3 separate regions of the Mus musculus genome follow, and regions 1 and 3 are each linked to region 2. A link is a loop called in an ENCODE intact Hi-C map of the cell type or tissue named here. Cell type or tissue: left cerebral cortex. All regions are shown on one strand. Each heading gives the region's core, and the rest is flanking DNA. Links, peaks and the distances in the headings are about the cores only.

The links. A loop is a pair of places that touch in the nucleus more often than their neighbours do. Peaks named below come from ENCODE experiments on the same cell type or tissue, not always from the same donor. Only the 100,000 strongest peaks of a DNase experiment are listed, where the experiment ranks them.
Region 1: a loop joins it to region 2, with 4 times the contacts of the local background. A loop is called at or near these places in 3 of 42 quality-filtered maps.
Region 3: it touches region 2 in a loop (5-fold over the local background); 3 of 42 quality-filtered maps call a loop at or near these places.

What each region holds. Positions count from the first base shown.
Region 1 is chr15:68,933,679-68,940,368 of GRCm38, reverse strand. The region is part of intron 1 of Khdrbs3 (KH domain containing, RNA binding, signal transduction associated 3); the gene reads right to left. Among named protein-coding and RNA genes, the nearest start is that of Khdrbs3, 8.6 kb to the right of the region's middle. In left cerebral cortex, for the core only: CTCF peaks have their summits at 1,646 and 2,930 (motif pointing left); DNase peaks (open chromatin) are centred at 2,946 and 3,689; H3K4me3 peaks cover 2,570 bases; H3K27ac peaks cover 314 bases.
Region 2 is chr15:68,254,592-68,261,281 of GRCm38, reverse strand. Zfat (zinc finger and AT hook domain containing) reads left to right here and starts at 2,426. Exons shown (of 16, transcript NM_001145888.1): 1 at 2,426-2,614. The coding sequence starts at 2,596. In left cerebral cortex, for the core only: CTCF peaks have their summits at 2,904 and 4,813 (motif pointing left); DNase peaks (open chromatin) are centred at 1,675, 2,343 and 2,734; H3K4me3 peaks cover 2,200 bases; H3K27ac peaks cover 2,319 bases.
Region 3 is chr15:68,921,311-68,928,000 of GRCm38, reverse strand. No RefSeq gene overlaps it. Among named protein-coding and RNA genes, the nearest start is that of Khdrbs3, 3.8 kb to the left of the region's middle. In left cerebral cortex, for the core only: a CTCF peak has its summit at 3,716; DNase peaks (open chromatin) are centred at 2,458, 2,999, 3,693, 4,370 and 3 more places; H3K27ac peaks cover 558 bases.

The sequences.
Region 1 (6,690 bases), core at 708-5,707, 680 kb before region 2:
AAGGGCTTCCAGTACGCACACATGGGACAATGTAAGCATCAGTTTATACCGTAAAGGTCCATAACTCCTTGATTAAAAGAATCCATGACTAGACAAGATAAATGAGATAAACTGAACAAAGGAAGGTAGGGGGAAGGAGTAGGAGCAGAGGGAGGGCAAAAGACAGGCCCCCTCTCAGTAGAATGCCAATAGATGAATGTAGCTGCAGTAGAGGAGTAAGGAAATTGCCATTTTATAAATACCACACACACAGCCACGTTTCACGTTGTTCAGAATATGAATGGGTGCTAAAGTCTGTAAGGAACACTTTGAAAAAAAAAAAAAGGAACATTCAGTCTTAAACTAGCGCCCAAGAAAAGCACCAGGTGTTACTAAAGGAGAGAATTTACTTTTCAGGAAGACACCAGCATGACTTCAACCAGTCACCAACCTGCTCACCGGTGCTGTGAAGCCCCTGGCCACGTGCTCTCAGGTGCAGAGAATGTACTGCCTCCTCCTCAACAGTACAAGAGAATCAGAGAGCCCAAAGTTACAGAGACTCTTCCATGAACACTGGTATGTCCTCAGAGGCAGGGGAAGGCAGAGGGCTGTCTCCATTAAAACACTAGAAACCTGGCAGCTGGACAAGGGCTGTCTCCATTAAAACACTGGAAACCTGGCAGCTGGACGCACTGTGTGTTGCTCTGGACCTGGACCCCTCAGGGCAAAATTGGAACAAGTGGCAGAGACAGGTAAGGAATTGAGTGAGAGGCCAGCATCAAATGTGAGCTTCCACAGCCTACAAGAAAAGGCGTTTCCAGTTAGAAAGTATGCAGAGATGATAAACACTAAAAGGGCAACGCCATGTGTAGGACACCACAGCCAATCCTAACTGGTGAGTTCACGGAGATAGTGAAACAAGAGTCTTAGCACTATCCGTTTACTTCTGTGTAAGTGGAAAACTATTTCAGAACAAATCTGTATAGGGGAAAATGTATTTTGAAAGTTGGAGGAAGGAGAGACAGATAGGTAACTACAAGACAGCGTTAGAGGAGGGAACATGAAGATAAGGAACAACAGAAAAGTCAAAGTTGCCTGAATGCTGCCAGCACCAGGCCACTGACCTTACCCTACTCAGCATCCGGTTCATACCTCGTTAACAAGAAAGCCACCCAGTCCTGAGAAAAGTGGAATGAGCTTCACAGCATATAACCCACTCTGCAACAGTTCCTTAGCAATGTTTACCTCCCAGACTGGGTCCCAAAAATTCGACAAGATGTAGGGGGAAGGAGAGAAAGGAGGCCGGAGACGGCTCTGTGGTTGCACGCTCTCGCTATTCCTGCTAAGAACCTTGAGTTGTGTTCCCAGCACCGACACTGGGCAGCTCACTACACCAGCTTCAAGAGATTTGATGCCCTCCCATGGATTCTATAGTCACACATGCAAACACACACAAAAGAAATAAATGAAATCATTGAGAGGATTACTTACTTGTTAAAAACAATAATGAAGGCGACAGCAAGGACAACAGCAGCAGCAGTTTTTGCTCTATGTTCTCTACACACCCAGCCTGCCAGGGAGCCTCGCACAAGCATCACACAGCGGCGCTACAAACACTCCAGAGCGCCGGAACCTGTTTAATCACCATTTGCAGACAGGGGGCTGAGGCGGAGAAGAGTTGAGCCACAACCACAACACATCAAAGGCAGTGCTAAGACATGAGCCCAACTATGCTGACACAAAACTTAACTATCCTGTTCTGCAAAATAGACTGAGTCCGACCCCAGGATCATTTATTTCAGCTAACTAGCTTGCTTGCACACAGTGTAGGAGCTAAGGCAAGGGATTTTTCTAAGTGGTTAACTTCTGTTTATGCTCTCTGGGCACAACTGGACTGAAAGGAAGAGACAAAGAAGCGAGAGCAGTAAGAAAATCCAGTCCCGTTCCCACAGAAAGCAGTTATAACCATTCATTCTGCACTGGTCAACGGGAAAGAGCTGGGGTCTGAAACACAGATAAAACAGGAGGAGCAGCGAAGACCACGGGAAGACCTCACGTTAGATAGCACCGTCACTTCGTCTCAGTGACACCAAATGAGCTCAACAGAGGCAGAACCGTTCCAGTTCAGTTTAGTAGAATTAAATATTCCCAGTTCAATTTAGTAGTTCAAAATATGTCAAGACATACTATTTTAATTGATGATAATCAATTTTTGGAATTCTTATAGTCACTAGATATAGTGATCCAGTATTCAGCACTGTTAAAAAAAATCACCTTAAAAGAGAGGCATGTTTGTTTTTCTAAAACCCTCCTGTGGCTCTGTCCCTGGCACAGGCAGGCCCTCTAACTCACTCTTGTCAATAGCAGCAAAAGGCATGAATAGGCAGAAAACCCCACACCAGCTGACAAACCTTTCTTACTGTTGCTTGCTGTGTATCTCAGACTTTGATATGCATGCCCCAATGCAAACTAACTCTGAGAACTGTAATTCCACTTTGAAGGAACAGACCACAATGGCCCATAGCCACAAGCCAGACCATCCTAGTTAGCTCAGAGTGGTCAATCTAGCGTTTGTAGAGTCTTTCATTAGGTCACAGAGCCTTCTCTAGACTCAAACAGTTAACTGATCCTGTGACCGCCATTACTTTATCTGTAAAATGAGATGAACAAAATTCGTTTCACATAGTAGTACCAGGACTAAATGAACTATGTGAAGAGCAAGCTAGCAACTGTGCACAGCACCCCTTAGGAACTCAGAAGCATGAGCAACTAGACAAAAACATGCCTCTGTGTCCTGAAATGACGGCAAAAGTAGACTAAATTTGAAGGAAAAAAATAGTAGAAATGCATGAAACCCCAAAGAAAGGCAAGCGTGTGCATCAGTGCTAATTTCAGTTCAGGAGTTAAGCTAGGTGGGCAGAAGAGGATCTTCAGCTATGTGGAGCGCCATCTAGTGGAAGAAAAGCAGAGCACAGCTATGTATTATGATCAGAAGAACACCACTGTGAAAATGAGAATGAAAACTGCCCCTCCCCACTCCCTCTAATTTCTCAATGGGACCTGGAACCAGTAGTGACCCCCAAGTGTAGGATTTATGCTGAAGGGAGAGATCAAAGACGTTGCTCGCCCACATCCATGCCCTTTACCACGCCAAAGAAGAGCACCAGTAAGATGCCAGAACACCATTAAGACTCTTAAAATAGCAGCAGAAGCCGATTGGTGAAAATCATGGAAATTTACAGCCTCCCAGCTCAGAGCAAGCTCTCTTGTGCTGCAGTGTCCAGACACGCTCTAAGCTGTGGTCAAAAAAAGGTTTATGGAACTTCATTTGTTAAATTTAGGCTTAGGGTGCTGTGCCCTGACTAGCGTAATGAAATAAAACCAGGGCTGCTGGTTCTGATGGAATTAAAGGGGCTTCCTAAGCCAGAACTTCCAGGGCTGGAAAACTCAGATCACCCTCATATCAGAAGATTATCATGCATAATAATGCTAGGATCTGTGTGTGGTCACTAGACACAGTGTGTTTGCCAAGTGACACCAGTACTCACACACCTGTCTCGGGACAGTCCACAACAGCAGGCAGTAATACTTTAGAACCTATTGTGTGTTCTATATTACATGTGTGTGAACCACCAATCATACTAACAGAGCATTGGGTCCTCAACTTGTGAATGGGCAAATTGAGTGTCTGAGGAGTTAAGCAATTGGACAAATCTGAAGGGTGTCACCTTGCATAATCAGAGAATTCTTTCTGCACCATTTGGTCTTTGTTGGTTGGGTATGGCTACTCCCTAAGGAAATGCCATCCACCAGTCTCCACACTGGCGGTAGGCACAGTCTGCCCCTCTATAGCACGTGGAACCTCTTCTGCTCAGCAGATCACTGGTGCAAGGCTTTGCAGTTAATTAAGCTCTATAGTTAGAGCAGTCGCAGTGCCTGCTTGCACACTACCCCAGGCTCCAAAGCACAAGGCAGAGTGACCTTGATTAATTAGCTGACTCTCCTAATCAGTTTTCTCATCTGTAAAATGAGCTATTCTTTCTTTCCCTTCCCTTCCCTTCCCTTCCCTTCCCTTCCCTTCTCTTTTCTTTTCCTTCCTCATTTTTTTCTTTTCTTTTTTCATTGAGATGGGTTTCTCTGTGCAGCTCTGGCTGTCCTGGAACTCACTCTGTAGACCAGGCTGGCCTCAAAGTTAGAGATCTACCTGCCTCTGCCTCCTGAGTGTGGGGATCAAAGGTGTGTACCAGGACTGCTGGGCATGGTATATTCTTTTAACAATGTTAGAAGAATTAAATGAAACAATATACATAAATCATGAAAATGAGAAAGGGCCCTGGATAAGCAGCAGCTTCAACAATAGTAATTTCAAGTCATATATGTTTAAATATGCTCCCTTCAAGAAAGCCAAGGCTATTGATTGTGGAAATATAACCTTGTGCGTTAGCATTCCCTCATTCCCTCCCTCGCTCACTCCCTCCTTCCTTGCCTTCCTTCCCTTTCTTCCTTTTGAACCTGGCTTTGAAGGATAGGGACTTTCTCATTATACCAGAAACTAAGTAAGAATCTAATACACTCTGAACCAGTTGATTCCTTGGTGACCAAGAATTAAAAACAAAGAGCTCTGTCTGCAGGTTCTACAGGCTCTTTCACACAGCAGGCCCTGAGAGAAGGTTTCAGTAGCACACTTTCTAGGCCACGTTGCCCGCTTTCTCTGACTCTCGGGATGCATACATAAGTAAGACTCCTCACCTTGAACACCCACCAAGGCTCATGCTAGTGTAGCTGGAAAGCTCAGGACACAGTGGGTGGCCTTTCTGTTAAAGCACATTTTCAGACACCTCTTTTAAAAAATTCATCATCACTAACGGAAATTCCTAGTGGGCTTCTACCATAATCAAACTTTTATTTAAAAACAACACTGAGTAACAGCCTTTTACATCCTTTCTTTTTTTATTATTAGACATTTTCTTTATTTACATTTCAAATGCTATCCGGAAAGTTCCCTATACCCCCCTCCCCCCCGCCCTGCTCCCCTACCCACCCACTCCTGCTTCTTGGCCCTGGCGTTCCTCTGTACTGGGGCATATAAAGTTTGCAAGACCAAGGGGCCTCTCTTCCAGTGATGGCCGACTAGGCCATCTTCTGCTACATATGAAGCTAGAGATATGAGCTCTGGGGGTACTAGTTAGTTCATATTGTTGTTCCACCTATAGGGTTGCAGATCCCTTCAGCTCCTTGGGTGCTTTCTCTAGCTTCCCCATTGGGGGCCCTGTGTTCCATCCAATAGCTGACTGTGAGCATCCACTTCTGTATTTGCCAGGCACTGGCATAGCCTCATACAAGACAGCTATACCAGGGTCCTTTCAGCAAAATTTTTCTGGCATATGCAACAGTGTCTGGGTTTGGTGGCTGATTATGGGATGGATCCCCGGGTGGGGTAGTCTCTGGATAGTCCATCCTTTCGTCTTAGCTCCAAACTTTGTCTCTGTAACTCCTTTCATGGGTATTTTGTTCCCTATTCTTAACAGATCCTTTCTAAGCACTAAAGAATTGAAGTTCCAGGCCTGACTCTCTAAGCTCTGCCTCCTTTCCATTTTGGAGCCAGAGATGCCTCACTGGGGAAACCACACACACACACACACACACACACACACACACACACACACACACAGACACACACACACAGACACACACACACACAGACACGATGGCAGGACAAGGATAAAACTACAGACCTTGCAAGATCCTGAATGGGTCAGAGAGAACGCACTGGAAGCACCTGGCACTAAAGAGGCCCTCTACCCGCTTGCTTGTATTTTAACCATTCATAAGTGCTGTCCCAGAGAGAAAAACACCTCGCTTCCTGTTTTAGTAAACATGTATGCCTTTCTCTCTCCCTTCTTCAGTCAGACAGATGACAAGTGGCAAAGGGGTCTGGTGATACCCAAGTTGAAGCTGGCACAGCTTCAGGGCAGTTCAGTTGTTCCTCTGACTTCCCATTTCTGGCTAAGCATGTCCTCAGTGGTATACACTTTTAATCCTAGCACTCAGGAAGTCAGGCAGCCAGACAGGAGGATCTCTATAAACTCGAATTCCAGACCAGCCTGGTCTACATTGTAAGTTCTAGGCCAGCCATGGTTACATAGTAAAACCCTGTCTAAAAATAGAAAAAGGAAAAAAAGAAAGGGAGGGAGGGAGGGAGGAAGGGAGGGAGGGAGGGAGGGAGGGAGGGAGGGAGGGAGGGAGGGAGGGAGGGAGGGAGGAAAATTTCTGGCTGGTGCCTGGAACTGCAAATTAACTCCTTCAGGTAAGGAGATGTATATGCTATGTGCCATGAGCTTTCAGGATTCTAACGATTCTAGTTTGACTCTACTTCCAAAATTAAAAAAAAAAAAAATCCCATTATGAACTTCAGAAGGAAGGCTGATTGCAGTGGAGTGCACTGGCTTAACAAGTTCCTCAGGAAAGAAAAAAAGTAAATAAACATCTGATTCTGAGCAGATCTGACAACATCTTCTCATTATCTCCTGAGAAAGATCCCTACTGTTCCTCCACACTCAGAATCCTGGCAAGCTCTCCTGCTCTCCTGCTCTCCTGCTGGCTTTCACCGCACATTTCACTTGGAGCTTCCCCTCCTTCCTCAGTGATGTGTACCTTAGAGACCTCACCCCCGCCCCCCAGGCCTGGTTGTCCACAGAGGTCAGGAGAAGA
Region 2 (6,690 bases), core at 601-5,600:
AGATTTGGACACGGATTCCTCCCTGAGCCCTCTTGATAGGTGGACTACCACTAGTGGGCAAGCTGGGACCGAGCTCCTCTAGGAACCAATAAAGCATGAGAATATTCATTATGAACTTCTCAGTGATTTCCATTTCATTCCATTAGTTCTTCTCTCTTAACTGAAGGCATCTAGAAATGTAAAGATTAAAAATGTCAGTCAGGGCTAAGGAGATGGCTCAGGGGTAAAGCTCTTTTGCCCAAACATGAGGGCCTAAGTTTGGATTCTAGGCACCTTCTAAAAAACGCTAGGTGTGGTGGGCTTGTGATCTTAGTGCTGAGCGAGACAGGAGGATCCTAGGGGTTCATTGGCCAGCCAGGCTAGTCAGACAATGAGTTTCAGGTTCAGCAAGAGGCCCTATCTCAAAACATGAGGTACACAACAATAGAGAAGACTGAAAGCTAGCCTCTGCCTTCTAAGTGCACACTCATGTCCCCATCTGAAAGTGTGAGCCACACAAGAAGGTGAGGAAGCAACTGTGGTGTCTCCATTCACAAAACTGCCTTCCGTCCCTTTCCTTACTAATTTCCTCCTTCTTGGGACCAGCCTGGGAAAAGATATGCAATAAGTCTTTTTTGAAAAAATGAGTAGATTTAAGGAAGGAATAGTGGAGAAAAATCACAGCCACCCCTCACCCCCTCAAGACCACATCTACAGTCAGTTTTTTTTTTTTTCTTCTTCTTCTTCTTAAAAAAAATTTGGCTTTACTGTTTGGGAGCCATTGAGTTTTGAGATATATGTTAACTAGCTTCATTTCCAAAACTGATTTTGGCTACAACATTCAAGAGCAATCGACCCACCTGCTAATCAATCAATAGTATTTCAGTGCTGCTTTTTAAGAAAGGCAGCCCAGCACAAAACCAGTATTGTCAGCAACCAGCACAACTCACATGTCCTGACAGAAAATTAGTGTAAATATTTGGAGTTCTAAAAAGGAAATCACATCAATGCAGCATTCTGGTTAGTTCATTTTCAAATGAAAGATGTTACTGTTCCCCTGCCACGCAGCCCTCCCTGAGGCAGAAGTTAGTGGAGGTGAAGCAACAACTTCCTGATTCTCCTCACATTGTGTCTACCGGCATCTGGTGGGTTGTGGAAAGGTGGGGCCACACACTTCATGGACTGTCTATGTGATCTCAAAAAAGCTACACAACCTTCCTGAACACCTGTCCTTTGCTCACCTGCCCACTGAAATAAAGATGTTTTTAAATATGTACTAAACAGAAGAATGAAGAATTAGACCAGTCATCTTAAGGTTCACTGCCCAAAGGCACGTCAACGTTTCTGGTTTTTGTTTTTAAAAAAGTGAACAAAATGAATGAGCTCATTCAGTCGTTCAGTAGCATTACTATGAAATCTGTGATGGGTAGGCAAAGACTAAAAGACCCAGGGGCCTTTGTGACAGGACCCTCTCTCCGCTCGGCAAACTCAGTCCATGGCAGAAAGGGGTAGCAAACAGTTATGCGCAACTGAATGTGAAGAAGTAATAAACACATGACCTCGACCTGTGGGGGTAAGAGAGAGGAACCTAGAGCTGTCTGAGGAGCACTCCAAGCTAAACACTACAGAAGGACTATACTCAGCATTTCACCAGCACTGTAAAAACAAACCAGGGCTGCCCAGACGCCGGTCATTTCCGTCCTGCTTCTTTTAACATTTTTCTCTTGTTTCTGTATGTGTGGAGTACTTTTTTACAATGGCTAATTTAAAAACCTTTCTAAAAGATAGCTTTACCAGCACAAGTACGACTGTTATTATTATATATATACTTAATTGGCCAACTCTAAAACTCATTCCCAGTTTCGAATGCTAAAAAGCTGACCAAGATAGGTAGGGATAAGGGACTTCGATGTCGGTAGAAATATATTCTATCAAAGTTACGTGGAACAGACGCTTCCTGCAGCGTGCGGAGGGGGCTCTAAGCTCCTAACATAAAAAACGGAAAGGTGGTCACTGAGCTTCCAAAAAAAAAAAAAAAAAAAAAAAAAAAAAAGATGTGCGAGGCACTGTCACTTCCAACCCGGCTCGTCCCGGACCCTGGGAGAGCCTGCCTGGGCCAACTACACCTAGTCAACCCGACCGGCAACTTGGGAAACTGAGCCCCGGAAAAGCTAGTATGCAAAGGGGCGCACTAGCCTGCCCACTCGCAGCCGTCCCCGCACGGAAGAGGATTCAGGACATTCCGGGTCCTGACTCCCACGTCCCAGGATCACAGCGTCCCGCCCCGGGCGTGGCCCAAAACAGCGCGCAGAACGCCGGGACGAGAGGCCGGCACCTAGGGTAGCCGCGAGCATGCGCACTGTGCCTTGCGTGCCGAGGGCGGTTCCCCGCGACCGACGTCGCTACGTAGGCGTCGGATCCCCGGGGAGAGGAGGGCGAAGACTCCATCCGCCATGTTGGATGCCGCAGATTCGCCATAACCTCTCCGGCTCTTTCCCTAAAAAAATCAAAATAAAGAGCGAAGTTTCCTCAGGGTGTCCGACTTTCTCGCTCAGCCCGGGAGGGAGCCGGGAAGAGCCCGAGGCTTTTTTTTTCCTCCGCCGTGGGGGCGTTGCCATGGAGACGCGGACGGCAGGTGAGCGGGGATGGGGGTTGGGGCGCGGCGGGGTGGGGGTGGGGCGCGGCGCCGCGCGGGAAACCGCTCGTGGTGTGCAGTGGGGAGGCCGCGCGCAGACTCGGGCCGGCGGAGGGATCCACGGGCGGGCGGAGCGCCGACGTCGCAGCGTTCTGCGGCCCACGTTTGGAAGCTGGCTTGATCCTGCCGCAGGAAAGAAAAAAAAGGGAGGCGGTGGAGAGCAAGCGAGGGGAGCGCCCTGCGCGCCTGGGGAGCAGTTTCCAGGGCTGTGGGCGGTGCCAGGGCGCCCGCCAGCGGCCATCCGCGGGCGTCTGGCTGCATAGGTGTTCGAGTCCCGTTGCCTGCCGCTGTTTGTGTGAGCTTTGAGTTGGCTTCTTGCTTAGTCAACAGTTTCGTAAAGTAGATGACTTCCCCTTCCCAGTGATCAACCCCGTGTTCTTAGCCAGGACGTGCTTCAAGTCCAGCCTTCTCTAGTGACCTTCAGAGGGAGCGGCCAATGAGAGAGATGGGCTTTATCACGGGTGACCCTGTCCCATGCAAGTAGTCATTTGCCTTCTGTCTTTGGCCCAGTGCTGTAGGGCATTGTCCTCGTGCGCTTGAACGAAGTGGCTCCAGGCCACTTCCTCCAGGCAGCCCTCAGACTGTCTAGCCAGAAGCTGCTTTAGCTGGTCTCATTGGAAGGGTAGACTTTTCACTTAACCCCTGGTGACTCCCCTTAACCTTAAGCTTGTGACCTCTAGCCTGTGATTGACACCAATTTAGACTCTTGGACCCTGACTTCCGAGGGTCGCTGCCAGTGTCTCCTGGTTGTTCTTAGTTGGTCATTCACTGAAGAAGAGAAAAGTTGAGAGCCCAGATTCCTGACAGTGGAGCTTTAAAGAGATCGGACTTCTGGCTTGGAAAACAATGTGAACCATATGTTTGCTTGGCCTTTGTCACTGTCCCCTGGAATTCAGACAGGCTCTTAGTAGGGGTGACCTTCTATTGAATGACTGAGTGAAGGAGCTGCTGATCATTTGTACACGTCACTGTGGTTTCCTGCTGGAGCCTGGGTCCATCCATACAGGGGACAGAAAACTCACGTTCCTGGGGCTTACCTCCACTACTCTCCACCTTTAGCTTTGGAACCTATCACTTGATCTGTGAAATTAGTGTTGGTGCTACAGAGTGGCTATAGGTCAAAGGGACACACAACAAGCCCCAAACAGGTTATCTTTCTGTTTTCCAGCCATGACAAGTGAAGAAGGCTCATAGTTTGAACAAAATGTATTTCTGTCAGCTCGTTTCTGGGAAATTTCCCGTTTTGGTGTTGGAAAGGCGGCTTTGGGTGGTAAACAGGCTGGGTGGTCATTGCCCCAGTTCCAGCTCTGTTCTGTGTGTGTTCCAGCTCTGTTCTGTGTTGGTCTCTTTTTCATGGTATCTTTTGCTTTGGGTGCAAAGGTTTCTGCTTCTTTCTTTTCCCACCTTGTAGTGTACACAACAGCTTCTCAGCTATCGCTGTCTTGAAGGAGAATCTAGTGGCTGCTCAGAGCAGGCCTAGTCAGAGTTGGGTGATTACACTGTTTCTCCTCCTCTCATTTTCTTTTATAGATGTCTCATGCATGCTGCCCCTGAAAACCTCTCTATCAAGATGGGTCAGTTTAATAGAGGGGGATTTAGCCTAATGGTTTGTCCCTTGTCACCTGTTGGGGTTGTTAAGCTTTCAGCGTGTCAAACTTTCCAGGGGCAGGTACTCCCTTCAGAGGCAGTCTCTCACTGTTCACAGCTTTGCTGGAGAGAGCCGCTCCTGAGAGACTCTGAGAGCTCCTGAGAGCTCCTGAGGCAGGGGCTGTGACCCTTGTGCTTGAGGCCCATGTGTTGTGCCTCTACCTTGCTCACACTGGTGGCACTCCAGATGGTTTTCATAACAACACACTGTCACCATGCATTTGCTTTGGGAAGTGTGTGTGGATGGAAAGGTGGGGTGAAGTTTGGTTATAATTTTTTTTTTTTCCGAGACAGAATTTTCCAAGAAGCATCCCACATGATTATGATTTTTTTTTTTTTTTTTGTTCTGAAGGGGAAAAAAGTAACTTTGGAGTGGGGAATAGTGAACATTTTAAAACATATATTGTAGATTCAAAGTTGGCTTAAAAAACATAAAATATACATGGTGGCTTACAACCATCTATAATGGGATCCAGTGCCCTCTTCTGGTGTGTCTGAAGACAGCTACAGTGTACTCATGTAAATAAATAAACAATTAAAAAAACATAAAATATAAAAACAAATGAATTTGCTTCTGAAAAGACAATGCTTGGCACACCGATGTCAAACAGGGCCTTGAAGTTGAGTAGCAGAATTGTCTTTGTTCTTTTTAAAGTTTTGAAAATCGTAAGTTGATAGTTATACCTGTGCTTGTGGCACTCACAGCCCTGCAATTTATGAGCACAATGGGGAATAATTAGGTTAATCCAGTCTGGCACCTTTTTTTGTCATCATTTCTTGAGGTGAGAACATTTGAAATGTACTCTTTTAGTGGGTTTTTGAAGTGAAAAATACATTATTTATTCTGTTCACTATGCCATGCAGAATATCATACAGAACGTGAAAACATAGTTTTGCTAATAGAGGCTTGCCTCGTGCCCTGCCTCCCTTTCTCTCAGACCCCATTCTGTTCTCTCCATCTGTGAGGTCTGTTGCTTCAGCTCCACCTGCCTATCTACAAAGGCAGAGCCATTCTCTGTGCTCACATTGCACGCTCTCTTCATCCGCTCATGGACACTTAGGGTGCTTCTTCACCTGGGCTCTTATTACTTTTTTGATGAACATGGAAGTTCAGATGCCCCTCTGCCAACTGGTTTAGAATATTCTCCTTCCTTTAACTCTAGGTCAACTGGCATTGCAACGTATTGACCTCTGGAATCTGGTGCCTTTGTGTTCCAGCCTGTCTGGATAGAAACCAGATGAGTAGGTGGGGACCTTGCCTCAGAGGATAGTGGACAAAGCTGCAGGCCCTCTGGATAGGAAGGTGACATTGTCTCACCATAAGGAGAGGAACCTGGAGCCAAAGAGCATAGGGAGTGTGGGGCATTGGGCGATGCACAGACAGGCTGGTCTCCAGTTGAGCTGAGGTCTGAACCCCAGAAATGGTGATAATTCACCTACAAAACACTGTAGGTGTTCCTTTATGCTCCTGGAACTCTGGCCCCTGCCTAAGTTACTCCCCCCCCCCATCCCCCACAAGAGAAGCATGGTTAGAAGTCACATAGGCAATGACCCAAGCTTCTGACCTTCAGGCTAAACTCCTCCCCAGTTACCTAGCAACAGTGAAGACCATAAAAAGGGCTGTTCAGCCCCTGCTTGCTCTCTTACTTTTTACTCTCTTATTTGTCTCTCTTACCTCTCTTAACCCTCACTCTCACCCCCTCTTTCCTCTCTCTTTGTCTTCTCCTCTCTTCTCTCTCCCTCTTACTCTCTTTCTCTCTAGCCTTCTCTCCCCCCCCCCCACCCCCTTTCTACCTTCTCCCTTTCCCCCTGCCTTTCTATAATACAGCTCTAAAACCATAGAATGTCTCTGGTCATCAAGGCCCATTGCGCTTAGAGGATGGGACAGGCTTTCTCCTAATGAGAAATCTAATCTCCTGTTAGAAGGCCTTCCTGTGCTCCAGTCAAGATCCACTGCACTCACTCTCGCTGCACTCACTCTCACAGGTGTTGGGAACCTCTTCCCTCATCCCTCTCTCCCATAACCCTGGTGGCTTTAGCAAAGTAGCTCCGGGAATCCCCCAGGTAGGGCTGCCCCTTGGCTACCCCCTGAAGAGTGGGTCAGAGGCTTGAATGCCCACCTAGGGATGAGTGGAAGGTAGCTAGCAGCCCTCCCACCCCTGAAAGACCAGAGAATAGGTAAAACTCTGGTGGGGTATGGGCTTCCCCTCCCCTTCTTCTCCGGGCCCTCTTTTTAGTTCCCAACAAGGGAGCTTGGGGTATGTGGCACCAAAATGAGGTGAGGGACCTGGAGCCAAGGAGCATAGAGAGCTTGTGGTATCTGGCACTGCTCTGTCACCAGTCTCTAGCTAGCCAGATTTTTGGTGTCC
Region 3 (6,690 bases), core at 998-5,997, 670 kb before region 2:
CCGCTGCTATTTGTACGAAAATACCGCCGGGCAGGACTTAAAACGCCAGCCTCCTGAGACCCTTGGCGCAGAAGTCGGTTACATAAAAGCGCCTGCCCTTCAGACTGTCTTTGTCTTCCGAGACTTGCTCCGTGTTGCCCTTCTCCTTATATGGTGGTGTCTGGACGTGGATGAATGAGTCTCTCTAAACTGTCTCCAGTAGGGAACCTACCACACCACGCATGGTGGTGATGTCTTCTGTCGCCCTCCGACAGGCAACCAGACCCCAGCAAATGCTCTCCTAGGCTCCTTTTAGATCCTCTGAGGTGTGTGGAATAAATGTCTCACACTAGACCAAGGACTCCTGAGTCCCTGTTCAGAGGATATCATAACCCCAACCTCGATAACCAGAGTCCCTTGACAGTGCTCAAGACTTCCCTAGAAAAACCTTAATTGCTTCGTTTTTTTCCTCTCCCTGTACTCTAAAGCCCTTCACAGAACTACAACTCCGCTTTCACTAGCCTAGGGCTATCTTGGGGAACAGCAAATTTTGTCTGAGGGAGAGGTCTCTAACACCTGTTGTCAGGGACGGATGTGGAGAGAGCGCCAGAACAGTGTGCTGAAGGAATCCCCCAAGCACCTGATCCCTTTTCCAGCCTTGTGTGGACTTGGTTGCAGGTTAGGTACTACTGTAGCGTCCCCGACAACAACCTCCCCCTTGTCTCTCTTTAGTCAGAACTGGCAAGTGGCAGTAAAATACAGTGGTTAACTAGTTCTGACCTTTTAGCAAACTTAGGTCATTTGTGCCTCAGTCTCTTCATCTATCCTATGGAGATGAGAAAAGATTATTTCTTAGGAACCTCATAAGGATGTACTATTTCACAATCACCAGGCACAAAATGAAAGCCAGACTGTTCTGTGGCAGTCTCCCTCGCATGGCTGCTTTCTGAGGCAGAAGCTTCGAAAGGCAGCAGGCAACACCATCTGTGTGCTCCTTGATGCTGAAGACAGAGCACAACCCCAGCAGAGCAAGCTCATAAGGGTAGATCCTGCTTCTGACCCTGAGCCCCATGCCGGTCTGGCCATGCAGTGTGGCCCAAGTCTGAGCCTCACATCTGGCCCCCCAAGAACTATGTTATGTCAGCAGTCCCTGACATAACATAGTTCTTGGGGGGCCAGATGTGAGGCAGTTGGGGAGTTCTTAAGGGAAGGTTTTTCTCCCTTTACATCTAAATAGAAGCACATGCCTCTTGCTCTAGTCTCCCTAGACTTGAATTCCAGGGATCCTCTGACAAACACTACTGAGGAGAAGAGGCAGGCAGAGTGCCTGGTGAAACAGCGCTCCCTGCCCCGTGTCTTCCATTTTCTGCCTCGGTAGTAGTCTAAACTTTCACTGATGAGTATCTTTATTAAGCAGTTACTAATTATCTTTATTAAGCATTTACTAATTATCTTTATTATGAGCATTTACTAAGTGCCAAGCTGCTCTGGCAGCTTTATACATCGTCCTCTTGATACCTGCAGGAAAGATTCAGTTTATCACCATTTACTCATCAAGAAATCTCCAAGGCTGAGGAATTTTATACTTTGCCAACTGTGCCACCACTGGCAAGCTGAGATTCCAGGCCCTCCTAGTCTGAACCCTTCCCACACCTAACCCTTTCCCGGGTAGTGATCTGAGCCTGATTAGATCTCTGTCCCTCCTCCAGTGGTGCTTTTGGCAGAGATGTCCCGCCAGCAGCTGGGGAGGAGGACTGTGTACCATGAGGCCTACAACAGAGATGCTAACGCGCCTGCTCTGGACCCTCCTCCTCACAGAACTCTCCAAGTGGGCAGGTGCCCAGCCCTGTGAGTGCTCATGCTGGGTCCTCTAGGGGAGAAGACTGATGTTCCTGTAAGAGGCTCAGAAAATCGTCCCCACCCACCAGTCTGGCTGGACCATAAGATCCAGGGCAGGGCACCACCTCCATGTTTTGCTGGCTACTCTGCTGTTCTTCATGAAGTTACCATCCCATGGGTGATGGGTCTTGGAGAAAGTAATAGCTCCCCTGCAGACATCAGCCGGCAGTGATATAAATTCAAGCCTTTGGGATTCTAGGCCAGAGATCTCTCTAGAATACCCTGCTCTGGCCAAGCACTTCCTGTGGACTGAGACTGCTCTGGATTTAGAAGCAAAAGATGTCTTCTCCAATGGCACCTCTGGACAAGGGCACAAGGGCACTGTTGGCTTTACACAAGGCTTTACATCTCCTGTCCACACTCCATGGAGTCCCTCAGCTGGCATAAGGGAACATAACTACCTTTCCAAGTCATTGTCTTGACTCTCAGTCCCAGAGATGCAAGGAGTATCTCCCAAGCCACTGTTACCCATCATTCCAGGCTACCAGAAGGAGCACAGCCAAGTCTCTGCAACCCCAGAGGGATAGTTGTCATTTTATAATCTCCGCCGACTTCCAGGCCTTCTTTCCCAGGGAGAGACAGACCCTTGGCCTCTGACATCAGCTCCAGTGAATCACACACACTGCTGCTGTGCCTGACACCATCAGGGCATGCTCCAATCACAGCCAGTGTCTGTGAGCTAGTTTTCTTCTATATAAGGATTGCTACCCACATTACAAACTTCCCTTTGAATGTGTAAGAGATATGAGCCCTATGTTACATTCTCATGAGTGGAAAAGTTCAAATCTCATTCTGGCCCCCATATCCCTTACTTACTAGCTACCAATCTTTCCCCAGCAAGCATTATCTCTGAGCACCGGGAAAGGGTCAGTTAAGATTTATACCTCACTAACCTCCACATAGACACAGCATTAATGCTTTCTGACTCCTCCTTCTCTCTACACCAGTGTTATTTATGCTCTTGTTCATGCTCACCACACTGAGTCTTTGTCTTCTGTGTCCTTGGAGCCTTCTCAGCTCCTTAGCCCAGCGTCTGGTTGAGCAGTCAGGTCAATGCAAGCAGTCATGTATTCAGGGATCACTCCTTAAAAATAAATTCTCTAACATCACTGTTACTCCAATCTTCGAGACAGTGGCTTTGTTATGTAAGGGGGACACCAAAAGATGGCATAGCCTCACCTAGAAATCCATCATGAGCATGTTACAGCAAAAGACACCAAGAAGATCCACTCTGGGCTCTGACTCCAGTTTTTGCCATAGAAAACAGGTTACACAAGCTTAGACTGTGTGGCTGGAAGGGTAGAAAGCAACCCTGGAAGGAAAGGAGACACTTTGGAAGGCAGGAGTCACAATGTTCAGAGCACATCCACAGATCAGGAGTGACTCCACGAGGCCCCTACTCAATGCAGAAGACAGCCAGAAGGAAACTCAAACATCAAGTAAGTGTGACTAAGAAAGTTGAAACAGTCCAGACATTGGGAGGAGAATTAGATACATTTCCTCGAATACACGTGAACATAATATGTACACAAAGAGAAACACATATGCACATGATCATACATGCGTATATGTACACTCAGATAATCTATCATTTCTGTTCCACTCAGGCTACAAACAGGAGAATCATGTCCTCCAGCTTAATCACTCACATACCTAGAGACACCTAGCCTGTTGCTCTGTATTCACAGGCTTTCCGTGCAAGTCCTCGTTCAATCTGATGGATGGCAAGGCCAGGTCCTCTTGCATGTTTCTCTTTACTGCAGCAAAGCTACCCAGTCAACGCCTGTTCAGCAAAGATGATGCCACAGCTATTGCACACACACCCCCTCGTGGCCAAATTCGGAAGCACATTCCCTCAAAAGTTCGAACTGTGTGGCAGCCACTTGGGTTTTGGCCTCCACTGAAAGGAACTCCAAGGACTGACATGTCAGCCTAAGAAGGAAAATAATGAACATTCTAATGTGAAGGAAATGAAAGGGGAAGAAGGTAATGAAATGCAGGTAGGGGAAAGAAAACGAGAAAGTGGGAGAGAGCAGAACAAAAGAAAGTAAAAGAGTTATGCAAAGAAAAACAAGAGTAAGGAGCATCGGGGGAAGCCTTCCTGTGTTTAAAGGTAGGCATGCAAAGGAAGCAACAAAGGAACAAGAATTAACACTGTCCAGGGGCCTCAATGTGACAGCCAAGTGTGTGCAGAAAAGCCATCTGACCCCACCTACTGGCCATGGTAATTCCAAATCCTTTTGTCTCCATTTCTAAGCCTGGAAAGTGTAACAAGTAACAATTGTTCTCAGCCGGTGTGGTGGCGTAGGCCTTTAGTCCCAGCACTTGGGAGGCAGAGGCAGGCAGATTTCTGAATTGGAGGATTTCTGTAGTTCTAGTCTACAACGTGAGTTCCAGGACAGGATGGAAATTGCCATGCATTCTCTGATCTAGCCGTGGTGGAAATGGGTTTTGTTAGTTTCCTTGATGTGGGAGCTGCCCTGTATCCTTCACATACTGTTCTAAAAATGTGGCATGTGGTGGTGGAATGCACCAAGTTATCACCCACTCCGGCACTTTGTAAGATGCTACAGTTTGAAAAGCACAGCTGAAATGTAAAACATTATTGCCACGATAGTAAAAACATTCACATCCATCTCCTAGCCCACAGTTTCCTGTTAGGATGCATAAAGATACACACACAACAATTTTGTCTACATGGTGGGTTTTTTGGGGAGAGGAGGGCTCAGTAAACTGCATATTTTGAGTTTGGTAAAATAATCAGAAATAAAATATTTTTTGGCAGTATCAGACTCACACATGCACAGCAAGCTGGTCAGGTGATGACATTTTTAAAGTCCAGTACAGATAGATGACCAGTGTTGGGGGCTAGAGAGATGGCTCAGGAATTAAGAACACTTGCAGTTCTTGCAGGAGACCTGAAGTCTGTTGCAAGCACCCAAGTCAGGGGCCTATAAATGCTTATAACTCTAGTTTCAGTACATCTGAATCCCTCTTGTGACCTCCATGGGCACCTGCACTCATCTGAACATACCAACACAGAGATGTACATATATACAGGTAATCAAAATGAAAATAAACTATTTTTTTAAAAGTGTCATTTTTTTCCTGAAGTTAAAGCAAGATGAGATAAGCTTACCAAAAATGCTTGTAAGAAAGAGCAGACATGAAGTTGTATATTCATGTAAGAACACTGAATTCCCAAAGAAAATATTTCAGAACAAAAGTAGACTTCTTGACAGTAACTTTAAGAGAAGCTATGTGTGACCAAACATTTCATTCTCTGCTTTCTCTACAACATACTGCTAGCTTTCACACATCTGAGCTGTCACCCCTACATTGATATATTCTTCCCAAACCCCTGTTTGTTGTTAATGGAGGAGGGAGGCAGGGCATCCTTAATCAACTTCATTCTACATCAGATGATGGTTGGCATACAGCAGTATGCCAGATTCCTCTAGCTGATATTATCGTTTCAGTGGGTCCTCCTTGGTCTCTCTAGCTACACTTACTGGAGACTTGTCTGCAATCAATCACCATTTCAATGTACAAAGCTTAATGATCTATGCACAGTTATACATGCTGAGCTCCCAGGAGCACATACTGGTTGAAGCCACCTGCTAAAGAGCCAAGCACAGACAGCGGCCTCCTCCTTGTCAGGCAGGGACTGTGGGGTAAAGCAGCTTCTTCAGGCTTCTTTTGGAAAATGAAGGAAAGATAATTCCCTACAAGAAGTTACTCTATGATCCTCATGAGATAAATGTGAAGTGCTGACCCCAGGAGCCATGAGCACATGACAAATGACATCTCAGTAGAACATCACTGTACCATGATGGCAGGGAGGGGTATTGTGTGCTGTGTATATAACTTTAACTTGTCTGGAAGTCAACAATGTGAAAAGAAACAAACAATAATGAAGCCATTTATTGAACCCAGCACATCCGAAAAGTATTTCAATATTGTTATCAAAAATCTAAAAATATTGGTGAGCTTTAACAGCCTTTTTTGGTAATATCTCAAGAATCTAGTATTTTGCATCCATAGCACTTCATAATTACATTCAAATATTTTCAATGACTAACAAAAAATACAAAGTTGTCATTTATGGGAGCATGGTCTACACTATTTTAAATTTTAAATTCAATTGATTGAATAGCATTATCAGTAATTGTTTACTACTAACAACACCCATTCATGTGTTAATTAGCCATGTATGTGTGGACAATGGCTGTGACATTGGACAGTACAGTGTGACAGGATGTGATCTAGAATCAAAGCCCTGCTGTCAGTACCTAACCAAATAAATGTGCTTTGTCTCACTCTTCACAAAGTTCCAAAGTATATTGTGTACAACTGGGGTGGTGGCTACAAGATGCTATTGATGTGCTAAGTTCCTTCCCTTCACCATCCTAGGCCTGACAAATTTGATCCCCTTCCACTTTGGGCATCATGACCTCATCCAAGACAGGAATTAGAATTGATGAAGAGCCAAGGAGGAAAACGGTTAGCACTGCTCATCCCTTTCTGCTGATGAGATGCTCCCCTGATGCCCTATGAAGTGTCATTAAAGAGGCATACCTCAGTAAGCGTCCATGTTTGCAGGAGGCGGCTTCAACAGGTGTAGTGCTTTTTTGAGATTCCAGTTAGGGTTCTCTGTTGTGATAAATTACTAACCAAAACCAACATGGGGAGAAAGAGGATTTTATTTTGTCTTACAATTCCACACTATAGTCATCACCGAGGAAAGTCAAAGAAACCATGGAGGAGTGCTGCTTCCTTCCTGGCTTCTTCTCCATGGCTTGTTCAGCCTGC